Linked DNA regions of Homo sapiens: region 2 is linked to region 1. A link is an interaction called in ENCODE POLR2A ChIA-PET data of the cell type or tissue named here. Cell type or tissue: CD4-positive, alpha-beta T cell. All regions are shown on one strand.

Region 1 (8,000 bases):
GGTGACTCTGGGCAAGTCACTGTATATCTAAGATCCAGATTCTTTTCCTAAATAAGAGTAATCCTGCTTCTAAATACTACTCCTCAAAATAAATTAAATCAGACCTTGTTGGGTAAGTTATATTCTGAATAAATAAGCAGTAGAAAATCTGATTCCTTCAATTTCAAGTCATTTCAATACTATATTCTCAGTTAATGTCCTGAAACAAATAATCTATATATAAATAAGAGTTTTTCTTTTTATCACACTAGTAACAATTAGAAAAGAAACACTAACAGATAAATTTTAGATTGTGGCAATTAAGTGAATAGCAATCTGATAGCTATAGGATTTACCTTCAAAATCCAGGCACATTCATGTATTTATACCAATCTCTCTCCATGCTAATATTCTTACAGAGGAATTTTATTAAAACATGGCTGAATCTATCATTTCAGTATTCCCAGGCACAAGGCAGTGAGGAAATAAAACACTCCTTCTATGTTATGGAACCTAGAGAAAATAATTCTTTCCTAACCAGTGGGGTACATTTTCCTCCTTGAGGTTCGTAAGACAAATTTTGAAAAAATCATGGTGCAGACTATGTAATTTACGCTTAAAGTATTGTAACTGCTTTTGTGTTAGGATTCATATTATGAGAAAATTCACATATATTACCCTTTTACGGCTTGGTTATAGATCTATTTTGATTATGGTCATTGGAGCCTAAAACATCCACACCCTAAAAAGAACATATCATTCCAATCTCTATCTCTTTTAAAATAGGGACTTTGGGCTATAGCATGTTTTTCTCAATAGCCCAACTCCCTACTCAGAGATACTACTATAAAAGCTGTATTTTGGCTGGGAGTGAGGGAGGAAACAACCCTAGCTATTTGCAGAGTAGAATTGCAGGTTCCATTGGCAAAAAAGTGCCAGAAGTAGAGGAAATGCAGGTTACAAAGCATACAGAGGAAGAGTGACAGATGAGATGAACAAAATTGATTCATGGAGAGAATCAGATCAGGACAAAGGGTAAAAAAGTCTCAAGAGCCCAATCACGTCAAAAAGATCAATTTTTAGGAGAAGTGTAGTCAATAGTGTCTTAAAACAAAATTAGAAGTGGAAGCAATTTTGAAGGTCATTTGAAGAGTAATCTACTCCTTTTATAGATGAGAAACTGAGACCTAGAAGGAGTAGGTGACTTTCTCAAGGCCACTCTATACTAGGAGGTGACAGACATGTGCTGCACAATTCAGAATAATGAGTGGTAGGTTCAGAACCCAAAAAGTTCATAATGAGCCAGGGTAGCCCCCTTCCTCTTTAAGGGACCCTCTCTCTAAGCGCCCCAGCCTTGCTCCCAAGGAGCACTGCACCTTCTGAATCTGGTGAGTGATGGGGAACAACAGGCCAGGAAGGGAGGAAGTATATCTGCCAATGCTCAAAACGTGTTCATTCTGATGGCCCTAGTTCTAGCCTGCCTTTTGAATAGCACTGCGTTAGTCAGTACTGGACAGGAAGCACAAGTGTTACTTTGGCAGGGTCCTGTCCGTAGAAAGAGACCCACTGAGAGCCTCTTGTGTACAGCCACAGACAATGGGATAACCCACATGCTGGCCCCTCCCAGTCAGCTACCAAGGCAGACTGCGGAAAAGGGGACAAACTGGCAGGAAGAACTTGAAGCAGGCTCAACCATAAGTCAGGTTGCACAGCAGACATGAGGAGAAGGGGCACTGCAAAGGGAGAGCTAGGGATCATAAATCCAATGCTATTTGAGGCGGAGTGTCTGCGATCTGTAATTTATATGGATATAATAAGCTCCATGCCTAAGACACCGCAGCCCCAAACAACCACCACCAAAACACAAAGCACATGTTTAAAGGGGTGAATTACCCAAAACATCAGGTTTCTCCACATGGCTAGACTAAGAAGGCTGCAAAATCTATCACTGTTATGGGCTGGAAAGCCAACCAGGAGAGCCTTCTTAGGACTTCTAAAGGGAAACATTCTGGATGAACCTCTTGGTCTTGTAAGAAGGGAGGCTAGTTATGTTTAACTATAAACACATGGCAGTAGGTGTCAGCGATATGTTCCATTCGAAGACTATATAATAAACATCATTTTTGGAAAAGGAAACTAAACTAAGAATAGATAACCTGAGAATGCCATGCAAGGGCTAGAGCAACTTCCCATCCTTTTGCAAGCATTTAGCAATCAGGTTTCGCCTTTAGCTGAACTCCTTTCATTTCATGCAATATTTAATTTATACAGAGATGATTCATTTGCAATAGTAAATCATCACAACATTCTGTAAAAACAACAACAATAACAAAAGACTAGAAATATAGGAGGCCTACAACAAGCACCTAATTTAAAACTGCAGCCTCTTCCTATCCCCAAATTGGCCCTCCTCTTTCCTGCTCTGTTTTTAAATTTTTTTCCTAGCAATTACCACCTTCTAACTTACTATAATTTGCTTGTTTATTGCTTATTTTCTGTTTTCCTCCAATAGAATAGAAGCTCTAAGAGGGCAGCAATTTGTGTCTGTTTTGTTCACAGACACATCCCATGCATTGAGAACAATGCCTGGCACAAGCAGGTGTGCAAAAATGCTGGCCGACTAAAAAAAGTCATGGATGGGTTGTCAATATTGCATAAAGTCCTATTCTCAGATGACAATTGAGGTGGCCTCATCACTAACTACAAGAGATTTTTTTTCCCCAATGGAAATCACCAAAGTTTTAAAAAAGATTGGAATTCCAAGGTTAGTGAGGGAGTTCCGCTATCTGATGAAGCAGTGACTCACCTGAAAAGTTCCAGGGGACCTAATCCCAATGTGCATGGGGCCCAACCTCCTGACCAGCCTTGCATATCTGAAGGTGGGGAGGGAAACTGAGGTAGGTATCGAGTGGTGTAAAAAAAACGCTTCACAAGAGTTTTTCTTTATAGCCTTACAATTTTAATACTTTTGTATAGCACTTCCCAGGCATAAGCAACACTTCCACTGCATCTTACTCTACTTTCATAACAACCCCTGTAGGCAGTAAGAATTATATTCTGAATCTTGGAGAGTGTGCTACTTGCCCAGGGTGGTTGGCCAAAGTGGGACTGTTCCTATTTTGGTTTAAGAATGCAAGTTTTTGGGTTACAAATTCAGTCCTTTTTCTACATGGCATGGCCAAAAATAACATTCTCAAAGATGGGTTACTTAGCTGCCCCACTCTCATGGTTTACTTCAGGGGAGCATTGTACAAAAATGGGTGATTGTCTAGTTTTCATTGCCAATATGCTGGGAAATAAAGAAAATAATGAGAGAACACCAAAGTTTCTACTACCAAACAAGTAGGCATTTCAGGTGGTCTTTACTTAGGGCCTTGCATTTCTTAGGCTAAGTTGTGTTATATTGAGCTGAGGTGGAGGACTATGAAAAAGAAAGGCAGCAGATTTCACAGGGACCATTCAAAGCCCTGCAGGAACAACAACAACAAAAATGCTATGAAACAACACGGAGTAACTCTTGCATAAAAATGGAGAAAAGTAGGGTCTAAAATACATGCACCAAAACCCAAAAAAGACATGGAATACATGACCCAGGCGGCCCTGAAAATCTCATCCTCACACAAAGAAGAACTGTGCAGCATCCAGAGAGAAGAAGGGATGGTAGCTGGGGAGATGAGACCTTTGGAGAATTAACTACCAAAGGGGATGAATCAGCTCACGTCTGACAACACCTACAGATTCTGTCAAACCTGCCGCACTCTTCAAGAGCTTCAAGGCTCACAAACAGGAAATTGCTGGGTATGACTTAACCTGACTCTCAACCTCCTTAGAGAAGAGCTTGCCCCAAAAAGGTATGAACAAAGTGCAGAGCCAAAGGGCAAGAGGTGAAGAAGAATACGAGCTCACATTCCAGGTGTGGGGCATTTAGTGGAAGGAAACACTTTTCGAAACATATGAGTTATTTGGGATTTAGCATTGGGCTCAATGCCAATCAACATATTCACTTGGTAGACCAACACTTCACAGAAATGAGAAAAGAGAAAACAATTACAAAGGAACTCTAAGGGCACAAAAATTTGTGAAGAAGTGAGATTGGGTTGTTAATTTATTCATTCACTCATGATATTCTGCATCAGATTATTTTCAGAAGCAAAAAACTTTGAATTGACCTAAACAGTAAGTAAATTTATTATTTTACACGACAGAGTTGCCTGGAAGTAAAGCCAACCCAGGACTGGTTTAGCCCACAGCTCACTGATATCCTCGAGGGCCTGGGTTCTTTCCATCTTTCGGTCCTATTTTGTAGGTTCCAGGGAAACCCATACCGCTGTGCATGAGCCAAGCTGATGACCAGATCTTGTATATCTAACAACAAATTCACCCACTGGATCAGGAACTGGGGCTGGGACCAGCTGCCCGAGCAGATGGCCGCTTAGAGGAGAGGAAATACTCCAACCAAATCAGGGTTGCACCAGCTAGAAAGGGGCTAATGGCCATTGAGTGAGCCCCTGGAGATATCCACGATGGTCATTTGAAAGGTATTCATTGAGCACCTACTATATGTCCACTCCTGTACTGATCACTAGAAACACAGAGACCAGGAACTGCCTGCACATAGACAATAATGAGGAAGGCAGACATTAATGAAATAATTATACAAATAAAGATAAAATTGCAACTGTATTAAGTGCGATGTTGGAAAGGTATGTGGTGTCATGAGAGCGTTAACTGAGGGGGAGGTGATGCCTCTCTGATGAAGGGATATGGAGCTGCTGGGGAAGGGGCATGGAGAAACATTTCAGACAAAGGGAGCACAAGCAGTGGCCAAGTAGAAGGATGGGGTATGGCACATTCAAAAACTGTCCCCAGATGGAAGACAGTGAGGGTGAGCTTGGAGTAAGACGGAGCTAAAGAGGTAGGCAGGAGCCAGTCCATATGAGTTGTATACAACAGAAGATAAGATTAACAAACATCTTTTTAAATTTTAAAAATATTAGACCATTTGTTCACATAAAGTTTTACACAAACAAAAGCTCTAAAATGCCTTGGTGCACAATGTAGTGTGACTATCAAATGGCCATTCCCCTTCCTTGCAAAATGCATACTTCTAGCCATTTCACTTACACTATCTCATCGAGAAGAAAGGCAGGTGTGGGAGGCAAGGCACAGGTAGACCCAGGAGCGGGGTTGAAAGATGAAGCCACACAGTCATAACTGATTGGGACAGGAAGAAAATAATTAAAGAGGCCAAGCTAGGAAAGGGACATCAGGAAGAGCGTGGCTTTGAGACAGGGTTGAACAGGATCAGGGGCCTGGGCAGGGGCTTCATGATGTGTAGTAAGTAACGAGAGACGGGTGGTTGAGCTGGGGGATGGGAAAAGACCCAGGAGCACAGGGCAGAGTCCAGAATTTACTTCCCTCTCCTATTCTAGGGAGGTAACGATATGGAGATGGCAGAACTCAGTCTCCCTCTGTGTCTTCTTTTGGTGGGGGGGGGGCACTTACTCACATAGCAAGAGGTTACACAAAACTATTCAAGGGAAAGTGCCACAAAGTCCTCTCTCAGCAAATGAAAATATGCTTCAGAAATAAACAACACTGCCACTCCCTCATGGGGCTGAAAAATATCATCTCTTAATTTGATTTCTTAGCACTAATAAACTACATCATAATCTCTCAATAGCTGAGTATAAATGGTCGAATTAACCATCTTCTGCCCTTCAAATACTTAATTTCCATGGTGACTAATTATGCATTTCTTTTACCACATGGATGGGCAAGTAACTAAATGGGCTCTATCTTCTAAAGCAGACATTTAACGTGTGACAAAGTCCTCTCAGATAAACTTGTCTCTTTTGAAATGAGATAACTAATTACTGGGTAAGACAGCAGAATCGTTTCCCTACTGGGAAATCAACTACGTGGTCTAGTAGAATGAAAGGCACGGACCATGGCAAATCAGGTCTGCAAAAACAGTAAACAAAACAAGCCAACAGAACAATTAACACATGTGGAAAAAGCCAAATACAGTATCCACTGCACAGCTGATTTGATTTTAAGACAACTGAATATGTGTTTCAGAAAGAAAGGGAAAAGAGTGAAAATATATGGAAGTATAAGAAAAGAAACAAAACATCCTAAAAGTAAAATAAGGCAACTAAAGGCAAAGGAAAACTTTTATATACGCAGACCTCATAGACTACACAAATCCCTTTGTCTGCATTCTCTAGAGAATTAAGAAATGGTCACTATACATATATTTTATTGCTCAGGAAGGAAGTCCACATCTCTTCCAGAATTCTAACTATTAAATACACAAAGCATTGAGCCATGCAGATAATTCTCTTTTCAAAATAGGGACATAACCTATTTTCTCTAGATCAGATGTAGCTGGCTAACTGAGAGCCCATAGCTATTGTGGTAACCAGGAGAAAAGGAAATGGATGATTAAAGTAAATCTAATTCAATAAGCTAGTGACATTGTACTGTACAAAACTGGGGATGGGAAAGAGGCGGATACAGGCCAAAGGAGGAATAGTGCTTATTTTGTTCCTTTTGAATTTTATCAAATTGTGTATATATTTGTGACTTTTACCCTAAGGAGCATAAAAAACTGACAATAAAAGATTATCTGAATGGAACATTGGTTTTTGGTAAGTGTCAAGCACAAAAGGAATCATAATTTTTTTCAACGAGCTTTCAAAGTATGTATGCTCTTGACATCTGCTGATAAGCTGCAGTTTCCTCCTAAAAACTTAAAGCTTCTCTAAATTCAACATAAGCTTGCTTTCAGTATCTGCAAAATATATGTGGATAAAATTGAAGTTTTCAAAAGGGAGTTACCATAGAAACACACAACTCCCTAAAAGAGCAGTCCATCATCTCTTAAGGGGAACCGTCATCACAGACATGTATTCAGTATCTCTCTGTGCACGTGAGGCCTTAGACAATACACAAAGGACAGTCAGCACTTGCACACTGGACAAATACAGAAATTAGATAAGCCAAGTCCTTACTCTAAGTAAGCAAGGCGGGGATGAGGCCCTTTGTGTATGTGCATGTGTGGGCTGTAGGGGACAGGAATCATGTGAGCTGGATCCTGTGATGCAGCTAAAATGCAGCCATCATAACATTTATTTAAAACACAATTCTATAACAATCTGGCCAGTGCACACAGTTATCACTATGGACTGTTTTCTGTGAATTCTTTTAAAATGAGGATCTAAGTACTAGAAGCAGCACGTACAAAAATAGTTTTATTTTTACTAGCAGAGTAGACTCAAGCTAAAAATAAACTAAATGGGAATTTTGTACTGCAGACTTTTCAAAAACAGTGTCTGTATACCTAAGACAAACACCACCTCTTAATTAGAAATTTCTGTAAAGCATTCCAAAAAGGCCACACTATTTTCAGTCAGACTATATGGTTCTTCAGACTTGGTTTCTCTTGAGACAAAAGAACCCCATGGAGACGACATCTAAGTTGGAGTCTTCACTTAAACCACTTATGGTCTTTATGAAAGGATTTTTGGGCCAGGCACGGTGGCTCATGCCTGTAATCCCAGCACTTTGGGAGGCCGAGGCCGGTGGATCACGAGGTCAGGAGATAAAGACCATCCTGGCCAACATGGTGAAACCCCATCTTTACTAAAATACAAAAATTAGCTGGGCGTGGTGGCGTGCGCTTGTAGTACCAGCTACTCTGGAGGCTGAGGCAGAGGAATTGCTTGAACCCGGGAGGCGGAGCTTGCAGTGAGCCGAGATCGGGCCACTGCACTCCAGCCTGGCGACAGAGCGAGACTCCGTCTCAAAAAAAAAAAAAAAAAAGGATTTTTGCCCTTAAAGAAGCCAAATCATTACACAGCCCTTTTACAATGGGACAGATCTAACTGGAAGGAAAAAAAAGATATACTTTTAGGCACTGTGCCCCAAAAAACTCAGCAATTAAAGTTTGGGATTAAAAAAAGTTAAAGCTATCTAAACTGAGGTTTGTATAGAAATGTGATTATTTTTGCAGGTGT
Region 2 (8,000 bases), 120 kb after region 1:
TAAGACCTGAAACCATAAAAACTCTAGAACACTGGAAAAACTCTTCTAGACATTGGCTTAGGCAAAAAGTTCATGCCTAAGAACCCAAAAGCAAATGCAACAAAAACAAAAATAAATAGTTGGGACCTAATTAAACTAAAAAATCAACAGAGTAAAAAGACAACCCACAGAGTGGGAGAAAATCTTTGCAAACTATGCACCTGACAAAGGACTAATATCCAGAATCTACAAGGAACTCAAATCAGCAAGATAAAAACAACCCCATTTAAAAAAAAAAAAAAAAGAAAAAAGAAAAAAGAAAGGAAAAGAAAAAAAAAGAAAAGAAAAAACATTGTTTATGAAGTTCAGAGCTTGGAGATTCATTCAAGTATTGATTGCAGTTTTATTTTGAAAAGAATGCTACAATTTATGTGGTTTTTCTCATGTTTATATTAAAAGCTAATAAACTAATTTAAAAAGAACCTATCAAAAACTGGGCAAAGGACATGAACAGACAATTCTCAAAAGAAGACATCCAAATAGCCAACAAACATAAGAAAAAATGCTCAACATCTCTATTAGGGAAATGCAAATTAAAAGTGCACGAGATACCATCTTACTCCTGTAAGAACGGACATAACTGAAAAACAAAAAATAATAGATGCTGGCGTGGATCTGGTAAAAAGGGAACACTTTCACACTGCTGGTGGGAATGTAAGCTAGCTGTGTAAACTTATGAAACAAAGACCAAGCTGAGGTCCTTGCCTCACCTGCTGTGCTTCAAGGGCTCATCAGCTTGGTCCCAAATGATGTCTTCAGTAGGTGGCGAAATGTTAAAACTGGGAGCTATGTGAACGAACGCGCTGAAAGACAAAACACGTTAGATCAGTTAGGTCACTATAACAAAACGTAGTATCATGCAACCAAGTGCTGTTAACCAACTTCCTTCTCTGCTTGACATTGAACTACCTGCAAATTTAGTGCTTAGAAAAGGTCCAGGGACTTGCCCATGAGGAAGAACTCAGCAATACCACAGACTTTAATGCAACTGGATTTCACCTCCTCATGTCACCAAGACTTACTGTGCAGGGTACAAATGGCCTTCTTCCGTGTCAAATCTTATGTCCCCCTTTCACTCTTGTTCTCCTTGACTTCTTTGTAGTGTCTGACACTGTTCAGTAGTTTTTTTTTTCCTCTTTTTATTCTCCTCTCTCTCCTGCTTCGCCTGTTTCTTTTATGGTTTCCTGCTCCTCTTTCTCCTTCTGCTTCTTGACCAAGGACACTTTTTAAGGCCCTGGGTTTTTCTCTCTCCCTCAGAAATCGTCTGTTCCCAGCACATCAATTCTCTCCTTGCAGATAGCCCCCCAATCATCCCCATTCCCTCCCTTGAACTCCTCTCCTTTATTCTCAACTCTCCAGTGAGCCATTTTTCCTGCATATGGTATCTCTACTGCATATGCTCTTCAAAAGCCTTCATTTCTTGCTGCAACACTACTGCTGTGGAAAAATGAGCTTGTCTATTGACCTCATTGATTTCTGCAATAGCAGAATTATCCTCCCAGCCAACCAAGCTCCAAATCTTAGATTCATTTTTGCTCATTCCCTCTTCTTCAATTCCAGTCATTCATCAAGGCCTCTTGATTTGTTACATCTCACCTCTATCTTTTGCTACCCACTTACACTGACCAGATCCTGCTTAGCTGAGAAAAACTCCCTCTTCTCTTCTTTCCTAATGTTTCCTCTTGTAAAATTGGCCAGCGTGCTGCTGCCATTTTGATCTTTCTATCACTACCCCTGCCATTTTCATCTTCCTCTCGCTATCCCCAGCAATTTGAGAATCCTCATCACCCCTCTAACAAGCAACCTGCATTGCCCAGTAGAGAGAAAACAAGACAGCAGAGTAGCTAAGAACTCAGGCTCTGGATCCTGGTGGCCATGCTTTGAATCACAGTTCCACAACTTAACTGCTATGTGCCTCAGTCTCCTCATCCCTCAATGAAGGCCAGGTGCAGTGGCTCACACCTGTAACCCCAGCACTTTGGGAGGCTAAGGCGGAGGATCGCTTGAGGCCAGGTGTTCAAAACCAGCCTGGATAACATAACGAGTTCCTGTTTCTATGGGGAAAAAAAATTAGCCAGGCATGGTGGCACACACCTGTAGTCCTGGCTACTCAGGAGGCTAAGGCAAAAGGATCACTCGAGCCCAGGAGTTCGAGGCCACCATGAGCTACGATCATACCACTGCACTCCAGCCTGGGCAACAGAGCAAGACTCTGTTTCTAAAAAAAGTGGGGGCAGGAGGGACTTGATAATATCTCCTGCAAAGGCTTGCTGTGAAGATAAGAATAGTTAAAAGGTGTGAAGAACTTAGAAGAGTGCCTAGCACAGTAAGCACTCCATTAAGTGTTAAATGGTAATGGCTCCCAGCTGGACTGGCCCACACAGCATCTCCTAAACCTGTGTGCTCACCCTTCCTTTGTTATTACACCTTCCATCATTTGGCTTATACAGTGTGGAAACTCTTCTTCTCTTGGCTCCTCTATACAAATTCTGCCCACTGTCAAGGCTCGGGTCTGATTTCCCACTCAGCCAGTGGGAAATCTGAGTACTTCAGCTGCAAACTAGCTTTTCTGCCTCTGAACTTCTAGAATATTTACTAGATGTCCCTAAATCAAGTTGTTTTTTAAATTACTGAGTGTGGAGGGAAGCTCACAGGCTGGAAATTACTGGTGATGGAGCTGGAGGTCTTGCTCTTTCCTCTGGGTGCCCCTAAGTGGGTAATGTCTCAGAACCCCAGCTTCTTTCTCTGAAAAAGTTATTATCTTATTTATAAGGTTTCCTCAAAGACTGAATAAGAACATGTAAAGCTCCTATCATATAATCAGGCGTAAACATTAGTTCCCTTCCAGTGGGACTATAAACCTCCAAGGGTAGCTCACGTTTCTCCGTGCTCCAAGGACAGTAATATGCAGAGATTAAACAGACAGATAGGGGAATACAGACTGAATAAACGAAAACCTTTCCAAGTCTGATTTTATGACAATATTCTGAAAAGGGCTTTTCCATGCCTATTCTAAACAACTGACAGTGCTTCCATCATAAAATGCATTTTGACACACTTAATCTTCCAAGAACATACGTTGATTCTATGCCCTGATGAGAGAATATATTAGCTACTTAACCTTTATCTAACTCTTACATAATATTAAGATTTTTTTAAGATTCATTTTTACAAAACCCAGAAAGTCCACACACAACAAAAACAAAACAAAACAAAAAAAGGAACACAAAGTAATTGAAAAGACTTTTCATACCTAAAAAGGGAATTTTTAATCACAACCTTAGTCATAAACCTCAACAGGCAAGTCAGAAGCAGTGAAAGATAAAAGTGCCAACAAGAAAATCCGGTTGAAGTGCCACTCGGGTTCATGCAGTGGGTTACAGGGCGCACAAGACAAGCTGGCGGAAGTGGGTGCTGTACCTTTATCACAGCCGCCCCCACCTGACCACCTGTAGCAGCCTCAGAGGAAGCAGACAACCCCCACACACTTTCCAGCTGCATCTTTGCAGCCACAAAGTACGCACATACAATCAGCTAACGTATAAAAGTATATCAGAAGCATCAATGTGAAAAGGGAAAAAATCTTTAACTCGTGATGAGTAACCTGTGTTATTTAGATTCTGTCATTGAGACCTGATGCTAAGGGGAGACCCCTCTAAAGACACCCACACAACCCTGATAACTGGCAGCATAAGTGCATAATCTTTGCATCAAATACCTGGGGCACTGAAGAGGCTGAAGCAGCAAATCCTCTGGTAGAGGGTGAGGACCAAATGGGGGTACCTCAGAGGCTACAGTTCCTCCCCCTAGTGTTCAATGACAAATGGAAACATGTCACTGGGTCCAAACGCAGGGAGGACTAGTCTTTGCTTTGGCACCAGGCTAGACAAAGAAAAGACCCCTTGCCCCGTGACCCCACATTGTCCTACAAAGGAAAAGGCTGGATTTTGTTGATGAATGCAATTCACATGTTTGGAGCAGTGTCATTTGAAAGGACTGCTTCAGAAATTCATGCAAGTCACATAAGTGGAGAGAAAACAGGAAAAAATTAAGAATGGCTGTTTACAAGTCACTTCTAAAACTTTGCTTTGTTCTACTTGAACAATTTTTATCATCATTTAAAGCAGTTAAATTAAAATGCACCTGCACTGTAAATCGTGAGAGAACATACCTGCTCTTCAAATATGACTTGAAAATTATTTGGTTTCTCCCCTACCTCCCCCTACCTGGGATGCTCTCATTTTACATTTAATTTGGAAAATTAGAAGAAAAATGGAATAAGCTCAAATCCTAACCAAAATTTGTTTTTACTTTTAAAATACAACCATTTTAGAATTTTTAAATAAATGTAAAATATTTTATTATTTACTTAACTTTTACCTTCAGGGTTACATGTGCAGATTTGTGATATGGGTAACTTGCGTCATGGGGGTTTGTCGTACAGATTATTTTGTCATCCAGGTACTAAGCCTAGTACCTGATAGGTTTTTTTTTTTCTGCTCTTCCCCCTCCTCCCACTCTCCACTCTCCAGTAGGCCCCAGTGCCTGTTGTTCTGGATGGGCGTAGCGGCTCACGCCTGTAATCCCAGCACTTTGGGAGGCCAAGGCGGCCTGAACATCTGAGGTCAGAAGTTCGAGACCAGCCTGGCCAATATGGTGAAACCCAGTCTCTACAAAAAAATTAGCCAGGCATGGTGGTGTGCACCTTTAGTCCCAGCTACTTGGGAGGCTGAGGCAGGAGAACAGTTTGAACCCAGGAGGCAGAGGCTGCAGTGAGCCGAGATCACACCACTGCACTCCAGCCTGGGTGACAGGGCTAGATTTCGTCTTAAAAAAAAAAAAAGAAAGAAATCATCAATGGGCATTAAAGAAAAGTGTAACTTTTAAACCTACTTTCATAGTTCAAATACACCCAGTATTTGGAGGTCAGAGTAGTCACACTTCACTAACTTTATAAAGGAGAGGCTTTCAATAAATGCAAGGAATGTCTACCACAGCAATACATGTGTAAAACGTTTCATCTATGACAGCCATGTTCTAAATTAATGTTATATTTCCTACTCTGAAATAATTTTAATTTATGACTAAAAATGGTAACAAATGTTCTTTTCATTGAGGCCCAAGAAAGTATGAGAGTATTTATTCACATATTCTCATTTCCCATGTAACATGCCTAGGGCCATCCTGAATGAGAGCACAGAAAATGTGAAGGATTTCTCTGCCTAGTCTGCTTAAGATCAACAACACCTATAAGTCTAAACATAAAACACACACCTTTAAATGATCACCATTAATGTTAATAAGCATTAAAGGTAGACACTGAAGTCTTTTGTGTTGGCAAATCCTAGAACTACATTTTCATTCAGACAGGTTGCCTCTGGATAAACGTCTAAGATTTTTTCTAAAAACAAGTTATGGTATTTATAATTGCCTTCTTTAAAAGAATGCAAATTCTTTTGCCTACAGATTACGCTAAGCAAAAGAGTGAGAGAGAGAGGAAATTTCAGTAAAATTTTGAGAACCATAGCTTGCATTATAGATTTTGGAATGTACCTTCCTGCCATTTAACCCAACCCCATTTTCTTATTTCCTAGTAAATACACTCCCCAGTTATTCATCCCTTATTATACCCTGGGACAATGGTCATTTTGGTACCAATCACACCTTAGTTTTCCACTATCACCTGCTAAAAGTTCTCTTGAAGAAAAAAAATATAACTGTAAGAGAAACCTGAGTGATATAACGTCAGTATTTTAACATCCTAACCCTTTCAAATTCTCTCTATATGAGAATTGACTATTTTCATCCTCCCTTGAAAAAATGTGTTCGGGCATTAAAATTCCTCTACCTTGGACCTTTTCATAATGGCTGCCTTAGTATTTATTTTGATATACTATTCAAGACACCAACAGTTTGAGGTTTTCACTTCTTTTCTTGAAGAGTGTCACAAAGTCAAATTTCAGCCTCATCTACAAGACATTTAAAAATTACACTGCTTTCCTGATTTAACTCCTAAATATGCCCAACACAAATAATTATGTTGTTCACCTGAAGATATGTTCTAGAATCTTCACATTGCTACTCATAATGGCCCCAAACTGGAAACTATACAAATTAATAAATAGTGGTATAGTCACACAATATAATACTATATAGCATGGAGAATGAAAAATCAACTACCATAGTCAATATGGTGTCATGCACAATATGAGTTAACTGTGCATATTATCGAGTGAAAGAAGTTAGACACAAAATAGTACATTCTGTATCTCCATTGATATAAAGTTCAAAAACAGGCAAAGCAAATCTATGCTTTCCCAAGTCAGAGTAGTGGCTACCACGGGTGAAGTAGTTACTGGAAGGAAGCCTGAGGGATTTCTAGGGCGCTGATAATGCTGTGTCTTAATCTGGGAACTGGTTACAACAGCGTGTTCACTTTATGGAAATTCGTCAGTAAGATGAATATATGTTATATGCATACTTTTCCCTATTTATATTATCATTCAATTAAAAAGAAATAAAATTAATCAGCTTCTCTTAAGAAACAGACTTACAGGAATGAAAACTAGTGTGTTTCACACAGTAAAATGGAAGAAGCTTAAGAGCTAGGTTCAAATTCCAGACTCTACCATTAATTATTCAATCTTAGCTTCTCTGGCTTCCAGTTCTATAAAATGGAGCCAACAGCAAAGATCAAATGACATAACACTGAAGGCATTTTAAGCAAGAAGAATATACAAATGCTGAGCACTACTGCCTGAAATACTAATAATGTACTTATCCGAGAAGCCTTTAAAGTTACATGGTTCTACACAAAATGTTAGTATAAACATAACTGGCAAGATAATATTATCAGTTTTGCCATTTAAAGAACTTCCTAACAATCAAAGATATGCAACATTTATTCTACCCAAAGTTAAAGTGTCCTGCCCTAACCTCTACTTTGAGACACTTGGTAAATAATTTTCGGAAGAGTGTCAAGATACATAATATTATAGGAGACGATGTCAAATATTAAAGCTTCAATAATAAGTGGACTAGAGAATGATTCTACTCACAGCTCACAGTTCAATCCATCTCTTCTTCTCACTGACTTCTCAACCATTCTGTGCTTTTCCATGTTTTCCTCCTTCTTCCCACTCTACCCTGCCTCCTACCTGGCCATGCCCCCTTTCTCTCTGCCCACTGAAATTCTACCCACTCGTCAGTGCCCAGCCAAGGCATTCCTCTGGTGGGACACCCTTCCAGGCCATGGAGACCTTTCCAGGCCGTGGAGACCTTTCCTTCCTTTGAAGCACTTTTTTTAGTGCCTCAACCGTCTGTTTGCAACAGTCTTGGACCTGAGCATTGAACAGCTATGTATCTCTCAAGCCATGATTTAACAACTCATGTGCTCATATCTTGCTTCCCCAGTAGACTATATGTTTTCCCTAAAGGCAGGGACCTGTGTGATACTTATTTTAATCCCCCTTCAATGCTCTGTACATTGTAGATATTAAATGCTTGCTACCCAGTGCTCTACTTTGTGGGTTCAAGAAAGCAGTAATCTCTAAAAGTAGGGCAAAGGTGCAGACTGGGATTTCTTCAAGTAAGTGGATTCTGTCGGTGGCACCTCATCTCTAAAACTCTCTGTTAAGCTCTGATCTTCTTTTCTCTGAGAGCTCTCAATCACTCTAGACTTTAGAGACTAAATCAGCACTTTGAAATCAAAGTATAAGGTGAACCACATATAATTTTAAATTTCTAGTAGCCACATTAAAAAGTAAAAAGGAACAGGCCAAATGTATCTTAATATTTACTAGTTAATCCTATATATGTAAAACATTATCATTTCAACATGTAATCAACATAATAAAAATTATCAAGGAGATATATATCCTTTTTGTTTGAAAGCTGGTGTATATTGCACAGCACATCTCAACCACATTTCATATGCTCAAATGCCACATGTGGCTGATGGC

Evidence for each region. ChIA-PET counts read pairs that join two places held together with the same protein. Peaks named below come from ENCODE experiments on the same cell type or tissue, not always from the same donor. Only the 100,000 strongest peaks of a DNase experiment are listed, where the experiment ranks them.
Region 2: POLR2A ChIA-PET joins it to region 1 with 14 read pairs; 2 of 35 experiments call an interaction of 5 or more read pairs at or near these places.

The regions. Positions count from the first base shown.
Region 1 is chr6:90,153,299-90,161,298 of GRCh38, forward strand. All of the region lies in intron 4 of BACH2 (BACH transcriptional regulator 2), which reads right to left. Among named protein-coding and RNA genes, the nearest start is that of BACH2, 140 kb to the right of the region's middle. RefSeq lists enhancers at 3,138-3,282, 3,316-4,515 and a cis regulatory region at 3,210. In CD4-positive, alpha-beta T cell, no CTCF peak of the experiment used is centred here; a DNase peak (open chromatin) is centred at 3,753; H3K27ac peaks cover 1,039 bases.
Region 2 is chr6:90,271,100-90,279,099 of GRCh38, forward strand. It overlaps BACH2 (BACH transcriptional regulator 2), which reads right to left. Exons shown (of 9, transcript NM_021813.4): 2 at 750-842. Among named protein-coding and RNA genes, the nearest start is that of BACH2, 22 kb to the right of the region's middle. RefSeq lists enhancers at 767-911, 1,497-1,641 and cis regulatory regions at 839, 1,569. In CD4-positive, alpha-beta T cell, a CTCF peak has its summit at 3,773; DNase peaks (open chromatin) are centred at 952 and 3,472; H3K4me3 peaks cover 984 bases; H3K27ac peaks cover 2,008 bases.